Linked DNA regions of Mus musculus: all the other regions are linked to region 6. A link is a loop called in an ENCODE intact Hi-C map of the cell type or tissue named here. Cell type or tissue: heart. All regions are shown on one strand. Region 1 has its middle 42 kb from the start of Il1r1. Region 2 has its middle 23 kb from the start of Gm35741. Region 3 overlaps Rfx8 (regulatory factor X 8). Region 4 has its middle 30 kb from the start of Gm35741. Region 5 overlaps Il1r1 (interleukin 1 receptor, type I). Region 6 has its middle 54 kb from the start of Il1rl2.

The links. A loop is a pair of places that touch in the nucleus more often than their neighbours do. Peaks named below come from ENCODE experiments on the same cell type or tissue, not always from the same donor. Only the 100,000 strongest peaks of a DNase experiment are listed, where the experiment ranks them.
Region 1: a loop joins it to region 6, with 2.8 times the contacts of the local background. A loop is called at or near these places in 6 of 42 quality-filtered maps.
Region 2: it touches region 6 in a loop (3-fold over the local background); 2 of 42 quality-filtered maps call a loop at or near these places.
Region 3: it touches region 6 in a loop (2.2-fold over the local background); 6 of 42 quality-filtered maps call a loop at or near these places.
Region 4: it touches region 6 in a loop (2.8-fold over the local background); 2 of 42 quality-filtered maps call a loop at or near these places.
Region 5: it touches region 6 in a loop (2.2-fold over the local background); 2 of 42 quality-filtered maps call a loop at or near these places.

Annotation. Positions count from the first base shown.
Region 1 is chr1:40,221,920-40,226,919 of GRCm38, forward strand. It overlaps a transcript of Il1r1 not described here. Among named protein-coding and RNA genes, the nearest start is that of Il1r1, 42 kb to the right of the region's middle. In heart, no CTCF peak of the experiment used is centred here; DNase peaks (open chromatin) are centred at 992, 1,872 and 3,062; H3K4me3 peaks cover 546 bases; H3K27ac peaks cover 2,246 bases.
Region 2 is chr1:40,169,614-40,174,613 of GRCm38, forward strand. No RefSeq gene overlaps it. Among named protein-coding and RNA genes, the nearest start is that of Gm35741, 23 kb to the left of the region's middle. In heart, no CTCF peak of the experiment used is centred here; DNase peaks (open chromatin) are centred at 2,468 and 4,688; H3K27ac peaks cover 1,222 bases.
Region 3 is chr1:39,683,102-39,688,101 of GRCm38, forward strand. Rfx8 (regulatory factor X 8) reads right to left here. Exons shown (of 15, transcript NM_001145660.1): 8 at 2,394-2,507; 9 at 499-649. Among named protein-coding and RNA genes, the nearest start is that of D930019O06Rik, 34 kb to the left of the region's middle. In heart, a CTCF peak has its summit at 2,930 (motif pointing right); a DNase peak (open chromatin) is centred at 2,940; H3K27ac peaks cover 1,220 bases.
Region 4 is chr1:40,177,016-40,182,015 of GRCm38, forward strand. No RefSeq gene overlaps it. Among named protein-coding and RNA genes, the nearest start is that of Gm35741, 30 kb to the left of the region's middle. In heart, no CTCF peak of the experiment used is centred here; DNase peaks (open chromatin) are centred at 2,706, 4,036 and 4,936; H3K27ac peaks cover 235 bases.
Region 5 is chr1:40,271,048-40,276,047 of GRCm38, forward strand. All of the region lies in intron 1 of Il1r1 (interleukin 1 receptor, type I), which reads left to right. Among named protein-coding and RNA genes, the nearest start is that of Il1r1, 7.0 kb to the left of the region's middle. In heart, no CTCF peak of the experiment used is centred here; a DNase peak (open chromatin) is centred at 2,644.
Region 6 is chr1:40,376,528-40,381,527 of GRCm38, forward strand. No RefSeq gene overlaps it. Among named protein-coding and RNA genes, the nearest start is that of Il1rl2, 54 kb to the left of the region's middle. In heart, CTCF peaks have their summits at 2,428 (motif pointing left) and 3,727 (motif pointing right); DNase peaks (open chromatin) are centred at 404 and 4,654.

The DNA of each region.
Region 1 (5,000 bases), 150 kb before region 6:
GAATCAGCTCAGATTGTTGCATACTGTAGCACTCAGGAAGAAACTGAAGTCCGGGAAAATTTCCATTAGCTTCTTGTGTTGAATTTTCATTGTCAACTCTGACTATTTATTTTCCCTAAACTCTGTGGGCGGGTGACTGGACAGCTGGCAAAGCCCAGACAGGAGTGCACGTGGGGCTTTCCTGTTTGCTAACTAAGAGTATACGTCCTTAATAGGGCTCTCCTTGTTGAGGGTGAGAGAAGAAACTCTGCAGTAAAAAAAGAGGACCAGAAACATTCCTCAGATAGAGCCTCTCCTCTTGCTGCCCAGGAAGAATAGGCTAAACTGATTAGAGGAGAAGTATGGGAAGCAAATTCTTACTTGGGAGAATGCTTAGTGCCTTGGGTGGGTTAGTCTCCTCCTCTTCCTCCTCCTCTTCCTCTTCCTCCTCTTCCTCCTCCTCCTTTCCTCCCTTCCCCTCATCTCCTCTCCCTTCCCCTCCTCTCCTCTCCCCTCCTCTCTTTCCCCCTCCCCTTCTCCCCCTCCTCCCCCTCTACTTCTTCCCCCCCATCTCTGCTTTTCCCACTCTAGGAAGCCAGAAATACCTCTGGAATGAAGCGCTACCCACCCTCTAAGTCAGTGGAAGATATTGCATTGCTGAGTGTTTTAGCTTGGCTGTGAGTACATCAGCAGGCTTCTCTCTGAAAACTGTGGGCACCCCCAAGGCAGCCTCTCCTTTGTCCGATGGTTTCTGGTCCACCCAGAGCCTCCCTATCTCTCCCAATCTTTATAGGAGGAAAATCAAAAGCAGGAGAAAAAAATAGGAAGAGAAACAGGAGGTGGGAGAAGAGGGGGAGGGAGTACCAGGAAGAAATGAAAGCAGAGGAGGGAGCAGAAGTGAGAAGGTTCGGGAGGACTGGGAAGGGTGTAAGGGAAAGGACTGGAGGAAGGGAGGAGAGGTCAGGAGAAGCTGGTGACTGGAACTGGCTCGCACTGTTCCTGCGGAGGAAATGCAGGGAGGCTCCTTTTCCGCAGCGTGCTCCCTCTCGCTCTTCCCCTGTCACTGCTGTGGGCTTGGGGTGTCAGACACTCGGGGATTCTGATCATTGAAACCCATACTCTCCCAGCCTAGCTTTAAATGATGGAAAGATACCTTGGCTCCATCTCTTTAAAGTGCCGAGATAGCCTGGGATGGACCAGTGAGGAGCACTTCCTCGGTTCTTCCCTGGAAGGCCCTCCACTTCCCGAGTGTGAATTCCATCCCGAAGATAACCTCAGTGCTTGTCTTAGGAAGGCTTAACAGGGGAAGGAAAAGCAGGGTGGAGAAATAGGGGCTGGAGTTTTACCAATATACGTTATAAGCATGTATGATATTCTCAAAATCTTTAAAAACCCACTGGCAGTGAGTGGCCCTTTCAGGATAAACTTTCCACTATTGTTAAGACCTAGGTTCGATTTCCTGTGGCTTGACTGGTCCTGAAGGCATACACCAGGCAGAAGGGGGATGGACTTGCTATCTGGGAGTCTGCCCCGGGGCCTCGTTTCTTCAGACCTCCAGACACCTGGTGTTGGGACAGGTCAGTTCTTCCCAAGCCCGCTCCACGTGGGAGCAAAGGTGGAAAGTGCCACTTCTCAGCATGTATACATCCACTGTGTGTGCTGGGCCAGGGTGTTACCCATTGTAATGGTCACAAAACCATAGCAAGAAGGTTAACCAGCCCCCAGCCCCTGCAGCAGCTCAGGGTTGCCATCATTCTTGTCTGGGCCTAAATAAGACCATTTGCTTTTATTAATTACCAGTTCATCACGGCTGCCTGGTTGCCGCCTAGCACAAGAAAGCCTTCCAGAAAAAGGCACCCAGAAGGGTGAGACCCTTAGGAAACCCTTAGGAAACCACCCAGTTCCTGACTGGACAAATCCTGTTTCCAAACCAATCATCTGGATCCCAGTTAAGACTTACAAAGCTGCAGCAGATAGGGCCCACCTCTGCCTGGCTGAGGTGTCTTGAGAAAGGCACCTAATATAGCATGTTCTCTTCATCTTAACATAGATATAAAATTTTACATTTCCCAGAAGAAAGCCTGACCCAGATCCCCACCAGCCCTTGAAGAGAGAAGGTAAAATCTACAGCAGGGGATCATCCCAGGGAGTCAAGGGGGGCTGTTCTCCGGGGAACAGTGGAAAATATTAGAAGACAAGGTAAAAGAGGAGGGAGGACATCCTGTGGGGTCCCCTTTAAGTAAGTGGCAGAAAAGGGATCTAAGCACTCAAATTAAGAACAACGATTTAGGGCTGGAGAGATGGCTCAGCAGTTAAGGGCACTGATTGCTCTTCCAGAGGTTCTGAGTTCAATTCCTAGCAACCACATGGTGGCTCACAACCATCTGTAATGGGATCCAGTGCCTTCTTCTTGTGTGTCTGAAGATAGTGACCGTGTGCTCACATACATTAAATTAATAATATTTTTTTTAAAAAACCAAAAATTTACCCACTGTTTTCTGTAGACAGTGTGACAGCCATTCTGAGTTGCATGAAGACATCTTGGGAAGGGTACTGAGAGCAACCAGGAATGTCCATCAAGGCCAACTGACAGGGGATTTATAGCCTGGAGTAGGTAGTTAGGTGGCTTGCTATCTGTGATAGCGGAGTAGAGGCCAGCATGATGACAGGCCACACTCTTATGACTCTGAGAACATTCTCAGGAGAAGCAGGAATAAGTGAGAAAGCCCTGCAGCAGCCCCGCCCCCCTGCCTCCCCAAGGGGCTCCAGGCTTCCAGGTATAGGGTTCTGGCTCTGAACTCTTTGAACTGAGTAAAGTTTTGTGGCATAGACTGGGAGATGGCAGTGTGTGTTGGGGGTGGGGTTAGATCCCAGGCCAGGCACTGTCTGCGAAGAATCAGGGTAGGACTGTAATTTTAGGCCAGGTATATGTTAGTGGGTTCATCTAGATTTAATGTAATATTAGACAAGGGGAGAAAGCCTGCCTTGGGAACTGTGGGAGGCTCATGTGCAGCCAGGGTACTAATATTTCATAAGGGCCTGGCACGTTTGCTGAATGCTTCTGGCTTACTGCCCAGCACCGAGTTTCCTGTTCATACTGTTCATACTTCCCCAGATGTGTCACTGCAGGATTAAAACCCAAGAGGCTCTGACACAGGCGTCATCAGGAGCCCACTTTCTCTGGGTCGTCTGACTAGAAGTGAGCTGTCTGTCATTCTTGTGCACGCCAGCCCAGTAATCATTTGGAGGCAAAGCAAACTGTAAGTAATGCTGTCCTGGGCTGACTTGAGGAGGCAGTTTTCGTTTTAACAGCCAGTGTTTATTTGCTCAGCAAACGTTGTCTCGGGGAGAAATGTCGCTGGATGTCATCAGAGTTCCCAGTGCCCCGAACCGTGAACAACACAAATGGTAAGATGGCTTGCTGCACTTTAGGGTTTTCTGTCTCGGTATTTTTCCTCCTTCTCGGGTATGTGGAGATGTTTACTTACACGCTGAAGAGTTATTTGGGAAGGACAAATGGAAACCGAGTAAAGATAACACTATGCTGTTCACTCAAAGGAGACACAGAATTTCTTGGTATTTTACATCCCTACGGGCACACTTTAACATTAAGAGGTGTGCATTAGCATATTAAGGTGGCCTGGAGTTAGGCTTCATTGTGTGGGAGATTCACTATGAAATGCATGGAAATTATAATCTCTAAGTACTTTTAGGACTTATTGTAGACTCCTTTGAAGCATACTGTTTGTGAGTTAACATCACTTATAATAAGCTACTTGTAATCTATCACAGTCATGGCTCTTGCACCAGTGGGGAGGGTTGTAAAGAGAAGAGCTGTTTCTGAGGTTGATTTAAAATGCCATTTTGGACCTTAGAACCAAGAAGCATCACTTCCCATCAGTGACTGCGGTATAGAGGGATGCACTCACACTAGAGGGTTCTTGGAGGAGGACAGCCTCACTAGAGGGTGTGCTGAGGGCCTTGCAAAGCTATTACCAGGAGCCACTCGTTGCAGAAGTGATCATGTACCCTACAGGCAACACACACACACACACACACACACACACACACACACACACACTTCTTTCCATAAGAGTTAAAAAGCAGCCTTGGAAAACAAGAACATGCTTTCTTTTTTGTTTTGTTTTGGACACAGAGTCTTGCTGTGTAAGCTCTCTGTTTGGAGGCTTTGTACATAGCAATAGAGAAGGTTGTGTACGCACTCAAATGAGGATTATAAACTTTGCTCTGATTTCTCATTGGACACCCTAACCTTTATAGTTCCCATCAGCCATCTTTCTGTTAATAACAACAACAACAACAAACAACAAACAACAAACAACAAACAACAACAACAACAAAGGGGACAGAATCAGAAAGAATAAAGACAGGAAATAAGGAAAAATCTGAGGGTGTGTGCGGCAAATTGAAGTTTACTGTCTTCCATTTAATTCATTAGACTCCAAATTGTTTCACACAGAACGCTAGTTTTGTGCTGTGTTGGTGAGCTTCTAGATGGTTATAACACAGGGAGGAACTCTCCCAAAGGTGCAGACAGGCAGGGACCAAAGCGTATGCCGAGTCCCAGCATGTACTTGAGGAGCAGCTGGCCCTTTGTGGGTTGTATGCTCTGTACCTGTTCTCTATGCTCACTGTAAGCACGTTGATCTGCTAGGAAGGGGCGAGAAGAGAATTACCCAGATGATCGGGGAATACTTTCTGAGATTAAGACGGTATTTCTAATAGGGTAATTCATCTTTTTTTTTTAAAAAAAAGATTTATGTTATGCATGTGAGTATACTGTCACTGTCTTCAGACACATCAGAAGAGGGCATCAGATTTCATTAAAGATGGCCTTGAGCCACCATGTGGTTGCTGGGATTTGAACTCAGGACCTCTGCAAGAGCAGATGGTTGTGCTTTTAACTGCCAAGCCATCTCTCCAGCCCCCAGGTAATTCGTCTTTAAAAGTCATTTTCAACAGCACAGACACTGGTTAAAAACTATGGGCCCACAAACCTT
Region 2 (5,000 bases), 210 kb before region 6:
AGCAAAATGATAATGTTATTGATGGGGATCACCACAGGATGGGAAACTGTATTGAAGGGTCACAGCTTAAGGAAGGACGAGAACCAATGCTGTAGAGGTTGTAGGTGAGGAAGAATCATAGGAGAGGACGCCATCTCCACAGCTCTGGTGGAATCCTCTATCATGCTGGTTGCAGATCTTCCAGGATGGCTGTTTTAAGGCCACCTGTGCTCCTATCCATTGACACATTGCCCTGTAAAAGAGCCCAACACACTCATTAATTTTCCAAGGAAAACTTTGGTGGAATTTTACCTTGGTTTGTTAAGACTCCAGGAGGAGGGAAGAGATGGTGTTTATGACCCCAAAAGAGAAGACTATAGAAATACCCACTCAACATTCAATACTTGATTTCACTCCCAGAGGGCTTATCTTGCCCCTATTTGAGGCTCCCGAGGAATACTCTCTGCATCAGGGACCCCTACCAAGTCTGCTGCAACTGTTCATTTCAGAATATCAGTCTGGAAAGTGGTGACTTGGTAGCCTCGCTTCCAGTCAGTTGTCCAAAGGATAGGGAGGCCTACTTAAGCAGACAGGTGGGCTGCAGTGTTTTCTCTTGTTATAAAGGGACCTATGAAATATGTATATGTATATATACACTCATATATATGTATATAATCATTGTGTATGTCTATACACACACACATATATACATATATATCATGAATATATCCAAATACACACACACACGCACGCACGCATGCACGCACGCACGCCTGTGTGTTTGTGTGTGTGTGTGTGTGTGTGTGTGTGTGTTTGGATATATAACATGGTGCTTTTCCTAGAATCTCTTGCTCAATACCCAAACTGCACATGTTCAAAGACATTAGATGAAATGGTTTATTAATTCTATAAAACACACACACACACACACACACACATATATGCATGTATATATACATATGTATATATAAATATAAATAATTTATCTTCTCATACTATTTCAAACATCTCTTGAATATCCATACTATGTAAGAGGATATAGTACTGTATAGATAATCATGTTTAAGAAATGAGAAGAAAAAATTATCTGTACATACCTTGTACAGATACAGTTTTTCTATCAATGTTTTTCTTGTGTGGGAATTGAACCCAGACTCTTGTAGACTGTGGGCCTGGGTACCAGAGGTTTTCCACGGAGATCTCTGTCCAGGCTGGGTGTGAGGGTTCCAGAGAAGGGGAGTGGTGCAGACAGGGAGAAGTCTTTACCACACCTTCCAGGTCTCTCGGTAACTCCAAGCCTCTCTGAACTGAGTCAGACTGGGCTGTGCCTACGAAAAGCCAACTATCCAGTGAAGAGTGCCATCTGGGGCCTCAGGTGGCTCTTCAGGAGAGAAGATCTCTGCCAAAGTATTACATACAGCTCTTGGAACAAAAGGCTCAGACGAAGGAGTAGTTCTTGTGTACCTTTAATCCCCTGGATAGGATTTATATACAGTTCTGGGGTGATTCAGGGTTTGACAGCAGGTACCTCTCATTGGCTTGGACTGAGTTTGGGGGGAAACTTTATTTGCATGTGGGAAGGCTTGGTACTGTTCCTTCAAGGCTGATAGCCACGCCTCTCCTGTGGGGTCTGTGGGGGCTGTGGGGGCGGTAACTTCGACAGGTGCCAGGGGTCCAGGAGACATGGCCGAACACCTACCGTCCTATGTAGGTGGGAATTACCACCCATCAGGTTCTACCAGGGTTCAAGATCTAGCCTTGATGGAAGCCAGGCTGTCTGTGCGTAGCCCACAGTAGAAGCTAAGCAGGTTCTTGATGCTGAGATACATTCCAAGACCTTTCTTCTAATATTTTAAAATATGATATTGACAAATCTGCAGGTGCAGAACTTGGTTGAAAAGGGCCAGTTGATCATTGCATCTATAGCATACAGCATATATAAATACATTGTATACATAATATGCTTCTTGATTCACATATATAGTTATGTATTCATAATATACTCCTTGAATCACAATGTCTTGAGTATTTGCCCTTGGGCTCTATAGACTGAGTCTGTTTACCTTGGTGCTATATCAAAATGGATAGGCATAATTATCTCATATGGAGGTAGTCACTTTTCAATGACAATGAGATTACTAGCTATTATTTCTTCTGTCTCAGAAGGGTTATTTGATTTATTTATCTGAGGTTATTCAGTTAGTAAGTAACAAAGTGGGAATTTTCAACTTGGAAAAAAACTGTCAATGACATACTTCATTTTTGGCCCTGGAAATAGATGTGGCTTCTGGTCCTCAGCCTCTGCAGGAGATGCTCTCATTCCAGAGCCACCAGGCAGTACTGGGACCCTCCGGTCTCATGAGCTCACTGGGATTTCTGCCAAGATCTCTTAATTATTAAAGTTTTGCGTGAGAACACAGCAGCCAGGCGCTCATGCCTTTCAGAGCCTTTCCTGTATGGACTCCCTGTTTCAGACATTTCTTGGTAGCTGGCAAGCATCCCTCTGGAAATGGAGACTTCCTCCTAGATTTCAGCTTGTGAGCTTGTAGATCACACCACAGTTATCAGCGCTTCAGTTTGCAGTGGCTGCCTCCTGCCTCCTCATGACTCATCCTGGAGAGCAATCTCAACTTACGGAGAAGCACCATTTAGGAATGTGCTGCTCTGTGCAGTTTCCAGGAACCAGTGGCTCAACACCAGGCTTCGGAAATTTGTGACAACATATTTGCATACTGCATTTTTTTTAAATAAATACGATTTTTATAAATCCTTTGAGAATTTCACTCGGTGTCCATTGATCATATTCACCTCTCCTCCAACTCCTCCCAAAGCCACCTCATTCACTTTCCTACCCACCCAACGCTGACTATTCACCCCTCCCCCCAATTAAGTTCAGTTTGCTCCCCAAACACTAGGGAGTCCAGCCTTCCCTGAAGAGTGGGTGACCTACCAGGGGTCTCATCATGAATAGCCGTTCCTTCCCAAAGAAGCTATCAGATTCGGCAACTCCTCCGCTAGGGTGGGATTGCCTGCTCACCTCTCCTGGTTCATGCTGGGATTTTTTTTTTTTTTTGCTTGTCTGAAGCCTGTGCAGACCTTATGCATAGGTGCATAGGTGAATTCATCCTGTAACTGCCTGATTTGGTTATTTCTGTAAAATACTGTTTCCTTGAAGTTATCGACCACCTCTGTCTCTTTGAATCTTTCCAAACCCTCTTCCATGAGGAAGTCACTAGTAATGTTAGTTACTAGCAGGCAAGGGATGTGATTTGTACATTCTATTCAAGCCTGACCTCTTCCAAGTCTCTTGTTCTCTGCAGACTGATCAATTTGGGCTAGCTGCCCTCTACTGACCTCTTAGGGAGTCATTTGTAGTCATATATACTATGATTTCTTAGCAGAAAATAGAATTGGTTTCTCTCCCAAGGCCTGGAGCTTATTTAGCTGCAGATTCTTGGATACTTTGGTCAGGCTCAGGGGTGGGTTCTATCTCATGGAGTGGGCCTTAGAGTCAATCAGAAAATGATTGGTTACTCCTGTATCATTCATGCCACGATTGGACCTGTGAGGATATGTATTCTTAGACAGGGCTCATGTTGACATTCAATCTTTCCTACACATTGGCATGTCTATTAGTAACAGTTAATTTGTGGGCAGGGGCAAGACTGCAGCTAAAATGTCAAACCTAAACGATTGATGTCAAATCTTAAGATTCCCAGTTCCTTTGCTGTGGATGGGGATAATAGTGGTATAGCCAGGCATCCACCCTTCCATAAATATTAGCGGTTGGACCCACTCAGATACCCATAGTCAATGAATGATCAAGTTCCTTAGAGAAAGAAAAGTGTTTGGGTAGACTCTGCGAGTATTGTATTGTCTTGACTCCTTCAATGATTCCCTTTGACCTGAGAGTTGTAAGCTCAAATGAATCCTTTCCTCAATAAATTGCTTTTGGTCATTGTATGTCATCACAGCAGTAGACAGCCTGACTGAGATACAATTATGCCCACATATAGAGTGTACATGTGCATGTGTCAGGAGACCTGCTCTTTAGAGGAAGCTAGTCCTCATGGTCTGGCCCCACTTATCTCTTCTTTTACACAAAGGAAACAGGTCCAGAAAGGCGGAATAATTTGCCCAAGGTCCCAGTGAAGTGGCTGCTCAAACCTGGGTCTGAAGTGTTTCAACCCATAGACTCCTTCCAGATTCCACATCCTCGGGGCCCTGAGAAGATGGCTACCTAGAAGACAGCCAGCCTAGGAAAATAGCTGATACATTTTAAACAATCAGTTGCCTGATGAGTGGGCAGACCCTAAGTGGCTGGGGAATCTGTTTCCCTTTCTCTTCCTGACAGTGTGAGTGAGACCAGCTATTATTTTCCAACAGATAAACCTGAACTGTTTTAACTCAGGAAGTTTGAAGTTTCCCTTTCTCTTCTTAATTAGTGCCTCGCTTTCTGCGATCTCTAAAGCGGAGAGCCTGTCCCTCCAGAGAAGGGATGGCAGCTTCTTCAAGGCTCAGAGGTTTCTGCCTCTGTTTCAGACACTGCCCAACTGTGGACCTACACTCCCAAGAGTATCTGGTCCCCATTGTATTAGGCAGTCTCCTCAGCAGGAGCTAAAGCCACCAGAGTGGAGTGTGGGATATGTGGCTTAGTAAGAGGCTCTGATTGGGACAGTGCCCTCTGTGTCCAGCATCCGTGGGTGGCTGCAAAGTGAAGCTTGCTCTACAGAGAATAAGGGTGAGTCAAGGGGACTGAGAGTTACAGTCTTCTCAGAAGCCAGACTACCCTGTGACTCATGTCTAGTTTGGGGCCATTTGCCAGAGGTACTCCTGAGAGCCGAACATAGCCAGCCTAATGTCGTAGTTCCCTACTCCCAGAAAGTCATCTCCTTTGGGAATTTTCTCCCTAGTGTGCAGCTCATGCATGCCCTTCTACCACACATACCCTGTAGCAAAGTTCCAGGTTCCCCTAGATTCTACTGGCTGAAAGGTGCAGGTTTCTGCTGACGCCTGTAATT
Region 3 (5,000 bases), 690 kb before region 6:
TCGCCAGCTTCTTTCCCAGTGGCTTAGGGATTCTGCTAGGGGCAGCATGCCCAATCTAAGCCTGTGTGGCAGAGACTTGTAGAATCCTATTATCTGCTACGGGATGGCTGCTACGGGACGCTTGGTGTTCCTCTTATTCATGAGGTGAAGCACCACCCCACAGTGACAGTACTGAGAGGAGGTGCCCGATAAAGCAAACTCTTCGAAAACTCAAAACTTTCCTGAAGAGATTGGTGCTCCTAAAAGAGGAGACCTCAGAAAGAGTCCTCGCCTCTCCCTTAATGTGAGGGCAAAGCTGACAGACTGTCTCTGAACCAGAGAACAAGCCCTGACTAGATGAGATCTGCCACTGCCCTATGCTGGACTTGTGGCCTGTATGTTATCCATTGGCACAGAAGCAAGCGAGGAATGCATCTCAGCTGTTTGTGAGCTGCTCGGGGCATGATGCTGTACATTCCTCCTCGCTGTACAGAATTCATGCTTTGTGTGGAACTCTACCTTTGAGCTTAGAGATCTGTAAGATGGCAGGAAACCCTTCCAGAGCACCGAGAAGCCACAGTTTAAATCTCTTACTAAACAGCCGGACAGATTTCAGGTACTGGATACTAACGTCCTCCAGGAAGTCGGGGAGCAGCATGTCTTCCAGGCCCTACAGAGAAAGGAGCGAGCAGAGTGACTTGGCCTGCGAGGGCAGGGCCTTTCGACAAGTGACCCAGAGACAGGCTAGGTCATGGCAGGTCTGAGGGAGGTCACTAATGACCTAAGTCAGCCACTGCTTCCAGCACAGGACACCCTGCCACCTTGGTGTGTGCCGGAACTGGCAGCTCAGTATTTCAGATACCGATAATGGAATCTCCCCCACTCCCACCCCACATTCTGTGGATGGAACCCAAGGCCTTGTGCATATGCCACTGGGGCATACCCTCAGTGTAGGCCCTGATTCCATTAAAGTAAGCAAACAAAACCCAGAGCCAAAACAGAGCAAGCAACAGCACCACGCCCACTCTGGCGAACGCAGAGGGTCAGGACCAACATTAGGAGCCGCGTCAGTCAGCCCTTTTATTCTACGTCTGTGGTGACAAACTAGAAGCATGAGCTCCCTAAGTCCGAACCAGTGGGACTCTTGATGAACAAAGACCTCAGAACCGATGTCCACCTGACCTCCTAAGTGCTCCAGAGACCGGCGTTCCTGAGCAGAGCCAGCCTGGCAGTGGCGCTGCTTCAGAGTGATCAGCCATGGCTCTGCATTCTGAAACATCTTTTCTGGATGTTATTTGTTTTATGTGTATTAGTGTTAGCCTGAATGCATGTGTGCAGTGCCTGAGGAGACTCAGAAGCGGGCATAGATTCCCTGGAACTAGAACTACAGAAGGTTGTGAACCGCCGTGTGGGTGCTGGGAATCGATCCTGAGTCCTTTGGAAGAGCAGCCAGTGCTCCTAGCCTCTGAGTCTTCTCTCCAGCCCCCTGAAAATGCCTTTTTAAAAGACTGGCCTGGGAACACCTATAATCCCAGTACTCCAGAGACTGAGGCAGGAGGATTGTAAGTTCAAAGCCAGCTTTGATTACATCAAGGGGTCCTGTTTCCAAGAAATTATATATATGCAGAGAGAGAGAGAGACACACAGAGAGAGAGAGAGAGAGAGAGAGAGAGAGAGAGAGAGAGAGAGAGAGAGAGAGAGAGAGAGCGCACACACATCTTTGGTTGAAATGTTCAGAAAATAAAATGGGCTAAAATCTGAATCATGGATCATTATATTCTGTGTTTGAGGAAATTTAAAAGAGCAAAAGGTAAAAGGCCCTGTCCATTGTACACAGGTTTGTGTGTATTGTGGTGTGCTGTTCTGGGCTGGTGTGTATTGGAGGTGCTGTTCTGGGCTGGTGTGTATTGGGGGTGCTGTTCTGGGCTGGTGGGTTTTGGAGGTGCTGTTCTGGGCTGGTGGGTATTGGAAGTGCTGTTCTGGGCTGGTGGGTTTTGGAGGTGCTGTTCTGGTATGGTATGTATATTGGGGTGTGCTGTTCTGGGTTAGTATGTACTAGGGGGTGCTGCTCTGGGCTGGCATATGTATTGGGATATGCTGATCTGGACTGGTATGTTTATGGGGTATGTTCTGTGCTGTTGTGTATTGCGGTGTTGTGTATTGTGCTGTTGTGTATTGTGCTGTTGTGTATTGTGCTGTTGTGTATTGTGCTGTTGTGTATTGGAGGTGCTGTTCTGGGCTGGTGTGTATTGGGGTATGCTGTTCTGGGCTGGTATATATTGGAGGTGCTGTTCTGGGCTAGTGTGTATTGGGGGTGCTATTCTGTGTTGGTGTATATTGGGGGTGTTGTTCTCACCTGAGTACTGGCATTTGTTTCTGGAAGGGATGCCCAGGGGAGTCAAGGGTCCACCCACCTTATACAGCTGCATGTCATAGCATCCTAAGAGCTGGCGCACGTCGGGCAGAGACATGAGCATGACTGTGTCTTGCTGCCGAGATTTCCAGAAGGATGTGATTAAATCCTCCACCTAATGTGACAGAACATATCATCAGCAACCCAGGCTGTGCCTTGTGGGCCTCAGCCCTTCATAGTCAGTGACCCCACAGGCCATGGCAAGGCCTCACACCAGCGCATGCAAAGTTATGATATCAGCTTCACAGGCTGTGTTTGGAAACTACTCTTCTTACTTGGTGGGCGCTGGTGTTTTGCCTGCACTTATGTTTGTATGAGATGTCAGATCTCCTGGAACTGGAGTTATAGACAGTGGTGAGCCACCATGTGGGTGCTTGGAATTGAACCTGAGTCTTCTGGAAGAGTAGTCACCACTCTTAACCTCTGGACCATCTCTCCAGAGGAAACACCTCTTTTTAGCAACCATAGCAGATCACTCTGCCTTGGCCCTCCACTAGGAAACCTACTTCCTTGAGGGTGTTTCCTACAGGGAAAGCTGTTTCTGGCCACCAGAGGGCCCTGGTTGATTACCATAAGATGAAGGCTACAGGGGCTTTATCAAGGGTTGAGAAGAAAAGCTTACTGACTGACTGGCTGGCTGACTGATCACTTTGCTCTTTTTCCAGCTTAAAAAAAAAAAAAAAGAAAAAAGTAAGAGTATTGCTCCTCGTGCCTAACTCCTCAGCACCAATTGTGAAGCCACATGAGCCCCTCTCAGAGATCAAGTAGGGGACACATCAAGGGGCCAAAAGTCAGGTTCCTTCTTTTTCTGTTTTATTTGCCTGTTTCCAGATTCCAATTTTTGAATTAGATTGGCAGCTGCCAGCTGATAAAGACCACCCACCTCCTTTAAAGGTTTATTATTAATTCTGTATGTGCTCGCGTGTGTGCATGCCTACAGAGTCAGAAGAAGGCCTCAGAGCCCCCAGAGCAGGAGTTACAGCTGTGAGCCACCGTGCTGGTGCTGGGAAGTGGACTCAGGTCTTCCACAAAAGCAGCTAGTGCTCTTAACCACTGAGCCATTTCTCTAGCATAAGGCTCCTGTCCTGTGGGATTTCCATGGGCAGGGACATTCTAAGGTATCCAGGAACCCCAGGCCAGAAGTGATTCCTGGCCAGGTAGTGAGAGCCACCAGGAGGACCATGACTTGGGATCTGTGTCAGGAACACTGACAGACTTGTCCAAGTAGATTCAGGAAAGCTGTCCACTCATAGCCTGGTTGGCTACCCATGTTCCAAGCTCCCTGCTCCTGCTCATTAGTGAGTAAGAAACACAAGTGTTTCTCCAGTGTGTTCCCTCTACCTGATCCTGTGACTGCCTGGACTGAACTGCCTTGCATTACAGAAGGCCATCGAGGTAGAGGCCTGATGACTGGATGCTCATGACTCCATAAGAAGGCGAGACAGACAGATGGACAGACGCACATGCACACGCACACGAGCTCCTGTGTTGCTCTAGGCTGCCAACAAGAAAGCTATCATCCTTAGACCTTCAACCTTTAAAACTGTGACCCAAAATAAACTTTTCTCTTTATAAAGAAGCCCTCCCTAGGCATTTTGTTTATAATAATTGTTATAGTTTGAATCTAGAGTGTTTCCCCATGGCCCACTGCTTAAAGGTGTGGTCCTTGGCTGGTGTGCTAATCGGAGGTGGTGGCACATTTGGGAGTTAGGCCTAGTAGGCAGCATCCCGGCCACTGGGGCTGTGAGCTTTCAGAGGATGGTGAGACCTCCGGCTCTTCCTCTTTCTCAGTGTCTCGCCCAGGAGGAACAGGCTGTTCTGATGCTTGCTCCCTGCCTCTTCACAGATGCAAACTGGAGGGCAGTGCCAAGAAGACATGGGCCAAAATTCCCCAGACCATAAATTAAAGCCAGTATCCCTGCGTTTTAAGTTTCTTATCTCGGGTATTCTGTGGGAGTTAACAGTTGCTGACACACATCAGTCGAGAAGGGGTGACTAACGGACAGGGGCAGGACTCGTCAGCCTTACTGTGTAACGTTGTTCCCCTCATTACCAAATTACACATTCCTCAAGCCTTGTGGAAAATGACTTCCTAGTCCCAGAAACAGAGCTGTCACGGGACATGATTTAAGCAAGTATCTGCTGAGTGGAAGGAAGCTGTGAGAGGCTTGGCATCACGATGCTGCAGAGACAGAGAGGGGCACACTGGTGTCTCCCACTCTGCCATGCTTCACTCCGGCTCCACGGCGCGTGTGCTCACGCTGAGAGCCTTGCCGCTCAAAGCTGAAATGCTTAGATACCGGAAGCATCAGGAAAGCTCCCATTTGAATGTGCTCTTGCTTCTCTGGATTCTTATCTCATACATAGAGGAGTAAAGTCCAGGCAGTCGGATGGCTCAGTGTGTCCTGCCAAGCATGGGTTCTTGAGTTCCATCCCTGATTCCCACAGGCTGGCAGGACAGAGCTGAGTCCTGAACACTGTCCTCTGACCGCACGCGAGTCAGGCTCACAATAGGCTAGATAAACTCTAATTTAAAAATGTGTTTCCCACATTCAGTTTACACCCCTCCTTGTGTAATGGGGAGACCTCAGAGCGTCACCCTATAGGT
Region 4 (5,000 bases), 200 kb before region 6:
GATCCTTGAATAAACTCATGAGTCAGAATGGGAGTGTTATTATCATTAGACTACTTCCTGATGATTAGGGGTGTTAAGTTCCTTAGGACAAATTTTATCTTTGCTATCCGGATATATATTTACTTATTGTTGTTTCTTCTTTGTGCATGGCTATTTAAAAAAACTCAACTAATAACAACCAACCCATCTCTCAGGGCCCTAGCACTTATATACCCTCTGAAAAGTCCCCAGAACTCTAAATATCACACATCCACAGAAACTATCTACAGCGGGTGAAATCACACCTCTACTAGAGCATTAGGCAAATCATAGTCAGCTGCTGCAGACAGTCTGAAGCAGCCCCATATCTCCATATCTGGGATTAAAACAAAAACATAATATTTCTTATAATATTTGTTTTTTAAAAAATAGATCAAAATCCCAAAATTGCCACTACAGTCCTGCCCACATTTATTATTGTCCATCTAAATTTAGTCATTTTAATGGGTACACAGAGCTTTCTGGTGGCATTAACTTGCACTCTGTCTTACTCTGCTGTATTTTAATTATTTATTTAATTTCATTCTTGGTCATTTTAATTAGTGAAGTAGTGGCATTGTGTTCACTTTTCCTGATGAAATCGACCCAGTCTGAATGTCTTTACTCCACTAAAAACTGAAACAGGACATGTGGAAAAGTGGTACATACATAGCAGGTAGAGTGGCCAATCATCCTGGCTTGCTTGGAACTGAGGAACTCTTAGGCTGTAGAACAGTTGGTGCATAAACTGACACAGTGCCACACTAAGAGTCAGCCAGAAGATTCGAGGGCCAGTGAGAAGCAGAGTGACTTCTAGTTACCAAAATGGTACCTGCTTTCTCTATAATGCAACTGTGGATCCCTTCTTCTGAGGATGGTGGGAGATACCATCAGCTTTCCTTCCCAGTTGCTCCAGTTTGATTCTGTTGCTGCAATAAAGCATCCAGACTAAAAGCAACATTGGTAAGAAAGGGTTTGTTTGATTTTCCGTTTCAGGTGAACCCATTACTATGGAGAACTCAGAGCAGGAACATTAAGCCTTGAGCCCACAGTCGAGGCCAGAGCAAGAATAAACGTGTGAATGCTCAGTTGATTGTTGCACACTCAGCTAGCTCTCTCTGCTCTCACACAGTCCAGGACTCCAAATGAGAGAAGGGTGCTGTTCACATTGGGTTGGGTCTCCCTATATCAACAATCAAGACCCTCACCCCTACCCCCTGCTCCCAGCATGCACCTCTGCAGATGAACTAATCTAGACAGTTTCTCAGTTGAAATTCCCTTTCCAGGTGATTCAAGGCACTATCAAATTGACAGTTAAAATTATCCAGCACACCAGTTCAATATAATGTAGGTTCTTTCAGTCTTACATATGGCCCATCAGGCATTGAAGCTAGCTCAATATTTTCTCCCTCATTCCTTCCTTTCCTCCCTTCTCCCACCTTCCGTCTTTCTCACTTTTTCCTATCTTTTACCTCCCTCCTATCCAACCCTCAATATTGCCCATATAGTAGCTACCAGGTGGTGGCTGTTAACTTGGATCCTGGGCATTGTGTCCTTGATTCCCAGATGTCTTACACTGACTCTCTTTTCAGGGGGGAGAGACTTGCTCTATTGGATCCCAGAAACTTTTCAGGGATTCCTTAGTTTGCTCAGTTCTGTGAATTCCATGTTTCCTCTAAGTTCATGTCCTCAGACATTTATCCTCACCTGTAGACTTAGGGTTTTACTGCTGTGAACAGACACCATGACCAAGGCAACTCTTATAAGGACAACATTTAATTGGGGCTGGCTTACAGGTTCAGTAATTCAGTCCGTTATCATAAAGGTGGGAAAATGGCAGCCTCCAGGCAGGCATGGTGCAGGAGGAGCTGAGATTTCTACATCTTCATCTGAAGACTAGTAGTGGACGACTGACTTCCAGGTAGCTAGGACTAGGGTACTAAAGCCCACTCCCACAGTGACACACCTACTCCAACAGATCCACACCTTCTAATAGTGCCACTCCCTGGGACAAGCATATACAAACCATCACACCTGTCAACTGTCTCCATGGTGAAGGAGGAGCTTCCATAAGAGATTTGCAGTCTCTTGGATTATATGCTGGAACTGGAAGCCCAGTTTCTCCATTCCATTCTTTCACTGAGGTCTCAAACCCAGAGACACTCCCATGGTACTTGTGTTACATGCCAGCTCTGACGTGTGCTTCTTTGAAATAAGAACTGTGCTTTGTGTAAACTATGCTCGTGACTTCCAGATGTTTGATTTTGATGTATACGGAGGCATTCCAACAAGTAAAATAAAAAACAAACGCAAACTTTTGTGTTCCAGATAGCCAGTTAAAAGTCAAGGCCTTTAAGGTTTGAGTTTTGAAAATCAACTGTGGTTAAATTGACTTTAGACAAAAATGCTTCCCCTTCTCTCTTAAGGGTAATGTACAAGGAATGTTGCCTGTTATCATTGAAGGGGAGGTGGGGGAGGGCAGAAGGGAAGAAGGAAGGGAGAGGGATGCTAGCCAGTGGTCTGAATCTCTTTAAAGAGGAGAGATAGGAGGTTGACTTTAAAGAAAGGGAAAGATTTTTCAAGAGGGTTCCGGATCTGGCAATCCCTTTCAGACCAGGAGCCTGGAATGAATCAGAGCATGAAGTTGCCCCAGCCTGTTGCACAGGCCATTGACCCAGCAGTCAAATCACAAGGGAGGATGTGTGTTCCAGGGTAGATAAAACTGGGGGAAAGTTGCTGAAGGGCTTGTGTAATTTACTTCAGGACCTGGAGGGGTTTCTGATAGCCCAGCTACTTGCCAAAGCTGGCCAGTCCTCCACCCTCCTTCTCTTCTCTTCCTGACACAGCATTTATCCAGTCTCGGCACCCCCCCCCCCCCGGTGGAGCAGGCAGGACTGTCTTCAGTCCCAAATAAGAAACAGAGGCTCACAGAGACAAGTTATTTTCTTAGAACCCCAAGGAAAGGGTCATTCTCACTTTTCATCCCATAAAACACCTGGCTTCAACGTCCCATCCGCAGATTCGGAGTTAGTGACAACCAGTAGCTGCTGGGAGAGGGAACTTGGTTTTCTTTAAGGGTGTGGCTCCTGGTAGGTCAGACATACTCTGGTGGGATGCCACATACCCAGGAGTGTATGAGCAGCATAAATTATACTCAATGTGTTTTTTTTTAAAAGGAGGACATAGCATTGTGTGAGTAGGGAAGGGGGAATGTATTTGTACGGAGTTGGGGGAGATGGGTTAATATGATTAAAATATTCTCAAAATTCTCAAGGAACTAATAACTATGAGAAAAATAATATTCTTCAAACAACGACAGCAAAGCACTTGTCCTTTAGCATCTATCCATTGAGGTGTGACAAACATTCCTTCCTTTCATACCTAAAAATGTTTTAAAATAACATGATGACATTGCCTCCTTAATGAACATCCTGAGAGTAGTCTGAGACTTTCCTAAGTGTGGCACTTAGGAAACTGTGGGGCACTTGTTTACCTAGTAACAGGGCTCAGTGGTCCTATGTATCTGTGGGCTCCTCAACCATGGCTTCAACCCAACATGGATGGGAAGTAGCCTTGAAATGTTGCATCTGTGTTGGACACGAACAGATTCTGGGCACCATTTCCAGTTGTCTTGTAGCATTCAGAGTGTCTGAGATATTTAGAGTCACTCAGACATGATCTGAAATATAGGGGGTGAGTGTGAAGGTTGTATAGAATAGTACACTGTTTTGTATGAAAGACTGGAACCCTTGAAGACTTGGGCATTCTGAGGAGTCAATATTCTCTTGATGGATAGGATGACTATTAGGAAGCTGGATCTCTTGTGTGCATTTAGCATACAGCTGGAAAGCTGAGAAGGAATCATAATTGACAATTAAGTACTCTTAAAAATATCAAAAGTGTGTGTGTGTGTGAATGTGTATATTCATGGGAATGTGCATGTGTGCAACTATGTGTATAACACTCATTATTGTAAATTGCAACAGAGCCATGGGAAAAGATGGAAGGCAGCCCAGAAGTGGGGCCCAAAGCCAAAGCTGTTGGCTTCCAGGATCGCTCAGCCCTGGCTGTGGTCCTCTCTTCTCAGCCACTGGAGCTTCCTGAGAACTAGGTACAAGACATCATGCGGTGGCCCCTCTGCAGTTGTATTTTTCTAAAAGTATATTTTAAATGACAGTAGAGTTGTATCACTTCACCAACTCCCTTTCCTCCTCTCTAGCCCCTTCAAGCCCCTTCCTTTGAGATGCTCCCATGCCTCCATTCCTCAAGTTGATAGTCTCTTCTCAAATCAATCAATGATTAAAAAAAACAAGTCCTCCAGGCTTGCCTACAGCTCAGTCTTGTGGAGGTATTTTTGTAGTTGAAATTCCCTTCTCTCAGATGACTTTATCTCATGTCAAGTTGACATAAAGCTAGCCATTGGAGGGGTTGTAGGTGGAGGAGGGGGATTCTGAGAGGAGAATAGAAGGATACAGATGATATGAACTGGAAAATGAAAAAATGTGGTGGGGCTTCAGCTGGGGAGGAGGAAGGGTGTTCAGTACAGGAGAGAGAGGGAGAAGGGACTAATATAACCTCAAACAACCAAATTGCTTTATATTTACCTAACCTATACACATGATGTGTATGTGTCTTAAAGGAAGCAAAGCCACTCGGGCTGACAATGCTTCCAACAAACACCACAGACTAACAAAAGCCCCATTACTGAGCAGGAGGCAGGATGGTGCAAGTGACCCCCAGACAATATGTTTTCAACCTGGAAAACGAGGTGTGACACTAGTTTAGGACAAATTCCAAGGCCCTTGTCTTGACTAATTGTGAAATATCAGAAGACAGCCATTTAATTCCCAAGGGTCCTTTTCAGGGAAGTGGATGGCTGGAGCCGAGCTTCCTGGCTTCCCTGTGTGGTTACTGTTTTCCGTCTTCCCATTTCCAGGATCTGATGACCCAGAGCTGGGAACCACTGCTTCTTGCAGCACTTG
Region 5 (5,000 bases), 110 kb before region 6:
TTCCCCTTTTGCCCTTAAACCCGTGTGCCTTCGCTGAAATGGGCCACCTTATAGCTTTAAGCCTTAGACAGCTGAGTGTTGACTTTCCATAGTAGCACATGAAGCCAATTTGGCAGTTTTTTTTTTAACCTTATCTTTATCTTTCTGCATCCTCTGTGGTAAAAATGATACTTCCTTCCCCTCTTTATGTGGGTAAATAGGCAAAAATAAATGTACTATGATTGAGAAATTGAAGGTCTTGACGTTCTGGGTTTCCAAGATGTGAGTCTAATTGGTCCCTTCTTGTGTCTGAGGCTTTCTTGCTGGTAGTTCTGTACAGCTGTTTCTCTAGTGGTTCCCATGGTTAGAATGTCTATATGTGACACTGCCTGTTACTAATCTCTGTAGAATCGACACCAGTTAGATCATGTGTCCCCACCCTCTCCTTTCTGAGACTAGTAAATTCCTAGGCCCATGGACTTTTTAGAAGTTGGTGTCAGATGCTCTATCTTATCCTGAGGGTTTGAGCTTGTGGCCTTGATGCTTCCATTTCTCATAACCGGGAATCAGGAATTGATAAGGGACAGCATCACTTAGACATTCAGGACAAAGGCTGAAGGGGAAATGAAATGTGAACACCCACCCTGGAACTACAACGTAGCTTATCTTGAGGTCTACTTCTCTGATGCCTCTTCATTTTCCCTTGAAGAGATCTCGGAGGCGACCTTCCTTCCCGTTTAGCGACACACTCACCTTTGTGTCAATATAAAAACAACTCCTTGGCTGGATCTCTTTGGGGAAGACTGATGAACACAGTGGGAGAGACTCAAGTTCCTGCGTGTCTGTAGATTTCCTTGGAAATGCGCCCACTCTGGTTTCACAAGCACAGGTTCCTGTAAGTACAGAATTGTACAGTGGTTTCTATAGTCAATGGTTTTGCGGCCTCATGCGGTCCTTTCTGCCTTCCCTGTCACACTGACATTTTTGATTCTAAGGCTGTCAACTATTGACTAGATAGTTGAATGTGTATATAACCAAGGTACACCCGGGGAGCACCGCCATCTTCATTGGTGGATTTAGTTTAATACCGAATCCCACTCTTTACATTTCTATCCATTTCCAGTAGACATGTAGGCTGTGGCACTTCATAAGCTGGGGTATATGTTTAAACTCTCATTTTTTCTCAATTATGACAAAATTAATAGGAGCTGAATTTTCTAAATGTTTCTCTGTACGTTGTCTATACATGCAGACACATCTCTGGGGGAAAGGTTACAGATGTGTTACAAATGCTGGAGGACTATGAGGCATTGCTTTGGATGGTAGGCATGTAGGGATGAGGACAGAAATGTGGAATGTGTGTGCTGTGGTTTGAGTGTGGTCAGAAGAGTTCACAGGTGGGAGACATAATCTCCAGTACAGTTGTGTGAGGCAAACCTCAGAGACAATTAGGTCTCGAAGGCCCTGTTCCTAGGAATGGATTAATGTCAGTATTGGGACGTGAGATCATTCTCACAGGAATGGGGGTTTTACAGGAGTGAGTTCAACCCTCTCCTGCTTGCTCATTCTTGCCCTTTCTTGCCCTTCCACATTCTGCTTTCCACATTCTTCCATGGATGATACATCACGTGTGCGAATACACACACACACACACACACACACACACACACAGACATACACACACACACACAGACACACACACACCACACACAGACACACACACACAGATACAGTGCTGGCACCATGATCTCAGACCCCAGAACTACGAGCCAAATTAATTTCTGTTCATTATAAGTTGCTTGCTGTCAAGCAGTTTGTCATAGCAGTTATATAGGTAGGTAGGTAGATAGATTAGAAATAGATGATACATTAGAGATAGATGATAGATAAATGAAAGATAGATGGTAGATTATAGATACATGATAGATTAGAAATAGATGATAGATGAAAGAAAGATAAATGGTATATTATAGATAGATGATAAATGATAGATAGATAAATGATAGATGGGTAGACAATAGATAGATGAATAGATAGATGACAGACTAAACATGGTTAAGATTTCCTTTACACATTTCAGACTTGGAAGTTGGCTCCAACAGATCCCTGGGAGGAGGAGGAGGAACTTACTCTTGATTTAGACTCGCCCTCTGGGTTTCTATTGAGGTTCGACTTCCTTAGAATTTCCTCTAGAATTCCCCCAAGTCCATGATTTGTACAGGTCCACTTTGCAGCTCACCAGAATGTCCCCTGTCAGAAAACAAGTCTATAAGACCTAAAGGATAGGCCCACTAGAGATTGGACTGCCGGCACTTGCCTCTTGATTATGCTTCAGGGTCTTGGGTACCCAGTAATTCTTTACCCAACTCCCCAGACTCCCATTCAATGGCTGCCAAAGACTGTCTTGGGTGCCTTGGGGGACTTCACTCTAATATGTCTGCCACGGAGTCCTGTCAGGGTTGTATAGAGGGGAATGTAGCTATATGTATGGATTAGGGTGTCAGCTGGAGATACACTAAGATCCCCTTATAATGTGGAAAGAGCTGGCTGAAGACAGGGTTTGGGGGTAACTATGGGCTACTGTTGTGCCTGCTCTAGGCAGATCCTACCATAGGGCCAGCACAGCCTGTCTTTGCACACTGAGTTCCCAGGCCCAGGACAGGCTTTCCTCAGCAGCACTTAGGAGCTTCCTCTGAGGTGGACCCACACAATGGGTGTCTGCAGTACATCTCACAGCGCCCTGCCTAGCTTCTGTTCTGGAAGGCAGGGTTCTCAGTGTTGGGGGAATTCCTCAGGAAGAGGAAGAGAATTCTTCAAGTTCATGGGAAATTTCTCATTCATAAGAAACTCTCTAATAAATTCAGTATGGCCACATACAAGAAGAATACTCTCTTCAGGTCTGACCGTGCCTTGAGTACTATGTCGGGGCCCACGACTGTCACTTCCCTTGTTCCTTCACTGGGCAAGGTAGCTCTTGCAGAATGATAGAAAGGCATTGCCTCTTTCCCTTCTGACCCTGGGATGAGGGCCAGCTCCCTCCCACTTGCTGCTAGCTTGTCCATCCTTCGCAGCTTTTGTCCTGGCCACCACCCTTCTGAGAAGGGGCTTTTGTTGGAAGTCAGTAATTGTCAAACTGATTCTTGTTCTTACTTTCTATTTTTTTCCCTCCATACTTTACTTCACATTGGTGCATCTCAATCCGAGTCTAGCGCTATGTTAGGCTGCATCTGTTGCTGTAACAGAACACTGGAATCTGGATGATCTGTAAGCCATAGTTTATTTAGTGTAGATGGCTGCATCTACTGAGGGGCTTGTGAGGTTTCCTAACAGCAGACACAGGGAAAGACAGGTGGGTGCTTGTGGAAGAGACTAAGAGGTAGCCTGGCTTTGTAACAGCCTGCTCATGTGGACTTCAAAGATGGTGGGTGAGGGATTCCTTCCATCCCCCCATCTGTCTTCCACTAGTACTTATCATGCACCTGGCCCATGTACACTGTGGAACACAGCTCCCTGCTCACAGGGATATGGGTGCAGGCTGAGCCTCTCCTGCTTTCTCCCATCTCACGGGGGGAGCTGCCTGAAACATCTGAGGCACCTGCATGTTGTACCCTGAGATGCTGTGTAACTTGCCCCTGGCTCTGGGGAAGGGGTGTGTGTGTGTGAATGCCCAAGGCCAGAGTCTGATTGGTTACCTCAGAGCCATCACAGGTCTCTGTGATGTTAGGGAAGGATAGACGAGATGCATGCTGGGGCAGAGTAGCACAGGTACTTAGGAGCAGCTGCCAAGACACTAGCTGTGAAGTGAGAATTTACTTCATACTGATGCTTTTCAATCTGAGTCTAGCGCTCCAATAGGCTGCATCTGTTGCTGTAACAGAACACTGGAATTTGGATAATATGTATCCATCCCCAGAGTCAAGACAGAGATGGGGGTGAGCCAGGTGCTCTGAGCTAGAGACTGAAGTATCCTTCTTTTTAAATACATAAGGAGAGCTCCTGGCTTGGGCAGTGTTTCTCAGGAAGAGTTATGATGTAGCTTCAGTGTTGGTGGTCCAATCATGAGTAAGAAGCGGAAAGAGTGAAGCCATTTAAAGGGGGTTTCAGGTGGAAAGCAGAGTAGGCTAGGGTGAATGGGGAGTCTTCTTTGTAGAAGGTCCCCGATGCACGTAATTCCATCTTGCCTGCTTCACATTTTGTGAGCCTCCCTGTGGTATGTTCTCGGTGGTTTCCATCAGCTAAAGTCATTTTTGAGGCTCCTGGGGAGTGAGGGGGAGGAGCTCCTGCCTGTTCTCTTTGACTTTGCACTGTAATGTGTCCAATGATGAGGACGGTGAGCCACTGTGCCCCCGAACAGTGAGTGTGATGCTGAGTTCTACCTCCTGAGTCCAGCGTGACTCATAGTTAGGATTGAGTGTATTTAGTCTACCGCAAATGCTTAGCGTTGGTTTGGTCAGTCTGTTTTAGTGGAGGACATTAAAAGGTCCCCACCAGCTCTTAATAGGAATACGGAAATGACTCAGACATGGAAAAAATAAAGACTCCAAGATGCTAGAGGAAACTGCAGAAATAAACAATGCCTGGAGAGATTCCTACGGCACACACCAGCAAGGCAACTGCACACAGCTCTTTGGAAGTTATTTTAAATTCTGAATATGGGAAGTGGGCATATGGATGTTTGGTTTAAGGAAAAAAAACACTTTTTTTCAAAGAAGCTAATGTGCCTGCTCTTCAAAGGGACTTTTCCAAGTTTTTTCTTTGGGCGTGTGGCAAAGCCTTACTTAGCCTAGTATTTCGTCAGTACTGAGAGACAGTCATCCCCAGAGGGATTTTTATCAATTTCTGAGTCCCTCTGACAAAACACATGGTGCATGCATTTAACCCACTTAACCCTTTGTGTGTCAAATTCTGACTCCTTTGCCTTCTTGTCCTAAATCCTAAAGGACCGTGGTACATTGAGCTCTGTTTGACTTTGTCATGACTGGATAACCCCTTTAGACTTGTCCTGAGGTGCTGGTGGCCCT
Region 6 (5,000 bases):
GGACTCTGTGGGAAGATGAAGGCAGGGAAAAAATGGTCCACACTTCATAATAAGAGTCCCGGGGGGCCCTCACTTCATAATAGACATCTTGGATGCACAGAGTTGTGACACTGAAGCAATACAGCCTCCAACCTTGGAAACTGGAGCATCAGTCCAGAGAAAGGATAAAAAAGACAGCCTGCAGACTGGGTGCAGGACAGTGGTATTTATATTCCCCAGTTCTTCAGGGCGATACAAACTTTCATAATGTCTAGTATTGTTCCCTTTCCCATCCTATTGGCTCAGGACAACAAGTCTCATCAGTTAATATCCTGGCACTTGACTTTCTCTCCTTGTCTGGTTTGAGGAGCCTGTAGCATGCAGCAGACTGCCCGTGACCTAGGCTGAACCCCACAGCGCCCAGCCAAGCAGGCACCAGCTGTCAGGAAGGGAGGGAACATAGGGTCCTAGTGTCCCCCGGCTCATCTGTGGTTCTCTGAGGGACCTCACTGTGAAGATGCACCGGTACAATTTATTTCTTACACAGGGAATCAGCGCAGGGACTGATGTGGTTAACGTTCATAAGATACACATGTCTGAAGGTGTCATGGAGAATTGTGTTATCTTGTATGATTAATACACACTAATAAAAAAATCAGAAAATAGACTGGTATGCAGAGCATGTTTTTCTACCCTGTGAGAGAATTGTTCTTCACACTGACAGGCATGGCTGTGTGTTGCTGTCTGTGAACATGGGGAGCTCTCCGCACTGAAACTCTTACCTTCCGGTGTGGTCCAGGCCCCTTATCTCTCTCCTTTCTTTTTATTTCTCTCATTAAGATTTAACCCCTTCTATCACAGGTGCGGTGGAGCAAGTCCTGCACACTCAGCATGCTCATCACCATGCACTGAGAAATCCTTCACAGGTAAATAGCTAAAAATGGAGTCCCAGAGAAAACTACGCAAATGGTTAAATGCCAGTCTCCTTAAAGGTGCCGAGCGTGCATCCATGGTGAGGAATTTTAGTCAAGTTTCCAAGGTAATTTTCAAAACCAGTTATGTTTTTCCAGAGATATTAATGGCATGTTTTATATGAACATCTGGAATTATGGATCAAAATAACCTCTCTTTTTATGGAATCCAAGAGATGCTAACATAGACTTTTGGGACTAGAGACAGATCTTAGAATCCCAGCATTGGCCTAGCATGTTCAGGTCCTCAGGCTAGATCCCAAGCTGTGAAATTACAAATTCTCTTGGCTAGTATTATCTTTCCCTGTAAAATATGGAATAAATATATCAATATTTTGCTAGAATTAAGCTCTGAATTGGACGAAATCTATAAATGGGAAAGAATCGGTATCTTTAAATTTTAGGATTTCCATTTAATAATGAATGTTGTCTTTCTCACTTATGCCATTCTAGTTTTATTGAGAAATAATTAACGTATTTGCTGTGCATATTTTATGTGCATTTGATAGATGTCAGCTGATATTCAAAAACTGATACATGGCATTTTGAATTATATTTATTTTTAATGGTGCATAGGAAAACAACAGACTTTTGAATCTTTGTACTCGCTGTACTTATAAGCTCCAGTGGGCTTTTAAAATGATTTCTAGAAAATGCAATCTTATAGTAAAGTCCCTGAGAGGCTGACTCTTAAACATTCTTTCTGCCTGGTCTTCACAGTATGTAAAAAGAAGCAAAAAAGACATGAGTTTGAGAGAGAATAAAGAGATGACATATAAGGAATGGGTCAGAGGGATCAAGGTAAAGGGAAAAGATGTAATTATAACTGAATATAAAATTATTAAATTAGGAAAATGAATAAAAAGATAAAAAAGATTTAACCCCTTCATCAGCATTATAATTAATATCATTCTGAAGAAAATAAAAATGAAGCCGCTTAGGAATTGGGGTGATTCTTCAAAAGTTGTACGGCTACTTCTGGCCATGGGCAGTACTTGCATTCTCTCTTAACTAATCCCACAAGCAAGATGGTGTGCAGAGGCTAGACTCCGAGTTTGAGCCAACACACCAGCATCAACCACCCATGAGGACCATGGAAAAGAGCAGTTTGTAAGCTGGTACAAAATGCATGGGGGAAATACACATTTTATTTTGAACTCAGTATATCCATACAAATGCAAGACCTAAAAACATAGGATCTGAGACCTCTGTTTATTTTGTTTTAGAAACTTTGCTTTAATGAACCACATCTACTTTTGTTATTTGTTAACCTTTTAGTTACCTGATAACTTCGTTTACAGTGACCATAATTTCCTGCCCCTGTAAAAGGATGACATCAAGAAGAAAAGAAAGCAGTTTGTGGGCAAAGAGCCCTGAGAAAGAAAAAGCCAGGAGACTAGGGAGAAAATCATGCCTTAATTTGCCAAAGTAGAGCAAAGACTCCATTTGGCATTTCCCCGTGGCGCTGTGGCACCCTCTAGTGGCGATATTAAGAATGACGCTTCTCCTAGGGCAACGGAGTCCTTCGCAGGGCACCACTTTTAGAAGGTTCTCGAACTTCAGGCTAAGAATGTGCTTCTTCCCCTTAGTCTGGATTGTGCAGGTGGGTCACTGCTTCTAAGATGAGCTGGATTCCTCCTCAGGCAAACCACACTGCCTATGTTAAAGCATACCACAGTCACGATTCCTTGTAAGAAAATGTGCTAGTGAGGCCTCCATGAAGTCCCGCATGTTGCTGTCACAGATGAGGTAGTCTTTGTGTAAGACACTTGGGACCATATCTATTCAAGCCTTCTGATCTTTGGGGGGTGGGCCTTGAACTACTTAAATATGCATAATGAGATACCTTGGGGCTGGGTCCCACCAAGTCTGATAACGATTTTTATTTACATTTGATATGCTTCATACACGCAACCTCCAGGTAATTTAGTGTCCGTGTTCAGTTCTTTCTGATTTCACATTGCACGAGGGCAGGCTGGCTTTTCTGTCAGAGGTAATGTTGTGTCTGTGGAAAAATGCTGTCTATTTGAGAGCACGTTGTACACTTTTTAAAAAAGACTAGTGACTCAGCCTGTAACTGTAATAATTATTAGCCCGACTACACTAATATTATTTTTACAGCAATTGGCACCAGCAATTATGGTATCTGATGTTTACTGGTAGGTACAATGGATCAGGCAGGAGCTCCAAAAACAACAGCGGTCACCGATTGGCTGATTCAAATGTGGCCTCCCTCTGTCAGGGCCAGCAGCACCTCTGTGGTTTTGGTAGAGGGGCCCAGTGGTGGTCTGACTCCCTAACCCATGAACGATGAGCATGGGAAAGATCTGCACTATGGGCCACATTGTGTTTTCCGGCGAGCTGTTGGCTTCAGCTAAAGTGTTCCTTTGCAGGGATGCTAAACCTTTTTGAGTGAGTCTCCCCCTTGGTGTTAAGAACAATGTCACCTGGTGAAATAGGGTTGAGAGGGAGCACAGGGAGTATGTTGGGGTCCCTGGACACCTGTGGCACAGGTTGTTGTTGGTTTACCCAGGGCTGGGGCTCCTGCGTTGCCAAGGATAAAAATTAGGTAGTGGAGCACAAGTGTCACGACCTCTGCCCCCGAAGTTCTTGTGGGCATCAGCCATGTTGTAAATTTGCATCTCAGTTTGGGGTTATGTACAAGTTTAATGTCAGTGCCAAATCCGACGCTTTAAAACCCCAGCAAAAGTGCAGCTGGTGGATTCCAAACACAACCTTTCCACATTGCACAGGGTTGTTTCTTCTGTCCTGCAGGGGGCACCCTCGTGCTTTTCCTTCTGAGTAGAATCTGTTTAGAACTAGAAGGTTAGCTTATATAATACTGGAAGGGGCTATGCACATTGCTGGAGGCAGTGGAAGAATCATTAGTCTTACTGAACTGTGAAAATCATGACCTACAGGATGCAGAGTGGAGCCTCACCGCACATGGTGTCAGCCCTGTCTCTCAGATACTCTTAGCTGCGGCTCTGGTTCACTGCCAAGGATATCACGTGGATTTTGGTAACACCTTCATGCCCTTTGACAAATTGGAATCTGCCCAGAGCTCTGACTGAGGTGGTCCTGTGAGAAATGTATCTATGCTTAGTTTGACATGCTGTGGGTAAGCCTCCCATGGTTACAGAGGAAACACCTCCGATCCTAACTGTGTTCTCCAGAGAGAAACATTTTTAGGGTACAGGTAGAGCGAGCCAGTAGTCAAGAGTTCTTTTGAACAGTCAAGAAAGTGGAGATTCACCTTCCAGAATGGAGAGTGCGCCAAACCGCGGTTGTGCCAAGCAGCTACCTCTAGGATCTGGACTCATAATTTTTATTCAACTGTCTCTCTTCCCTTTCCCACCTCTGAGGTGGTCTCGGGGTGGTATCCCCCTTGGAACAGAAAGAGGTTTTCTTAGGTTCAATCTTTTTTCACCATTCAGTCTGTTACAAGTAGGTTCACTGGATAAAATTCGATGCGTAAAGATGTAACAGCAAGGAGAGCTGAGATGTTTGCTAGGGCAACGGGCTTTCTAGGAGGCAGCCTGAACCAACTTTGCTGTTTTCTCAGAATCCCGTGCTTTCTCTTCACTAGTTAGCTTGGCTGGCTCATACCCAGCTGTGAGCCCTCTTATTTACCTTCCCCAGTGTCTCTGGCCTTGCTCCTTAACCCTGACGTTCTTTCTCTTTAACTGCATCAGCGCAGCATTCTGCGGTCCCCGAGGTTCTGCGTACCGGAAGTTCCTGACCCAGCTTCCTGCAGTGGTCTCAGATACACCAGTCTGCTCAAGATCCTTTTCCATCCTCTTTCAGAAACTAGAAGATTTTACGCCCAGGTATGAGCAGCAGCCTATGTGCATCTCCAGGCCTCCAGGAAGCACCCTGCCCCTCTCAGGGATGAGCAATCGCCTATGCCCGTGTCTGCCACCAGACAGCAACCCTTTTTTTTTGTAGCTCATTGTTGTCTATTTTGGAGGCACAGTGTCTGAAACTGGCCAGATGAGCTGAATCAAGGCAGGGTTACCCAGTTCCTCGTTCTTCCTGACACTCAGTTCT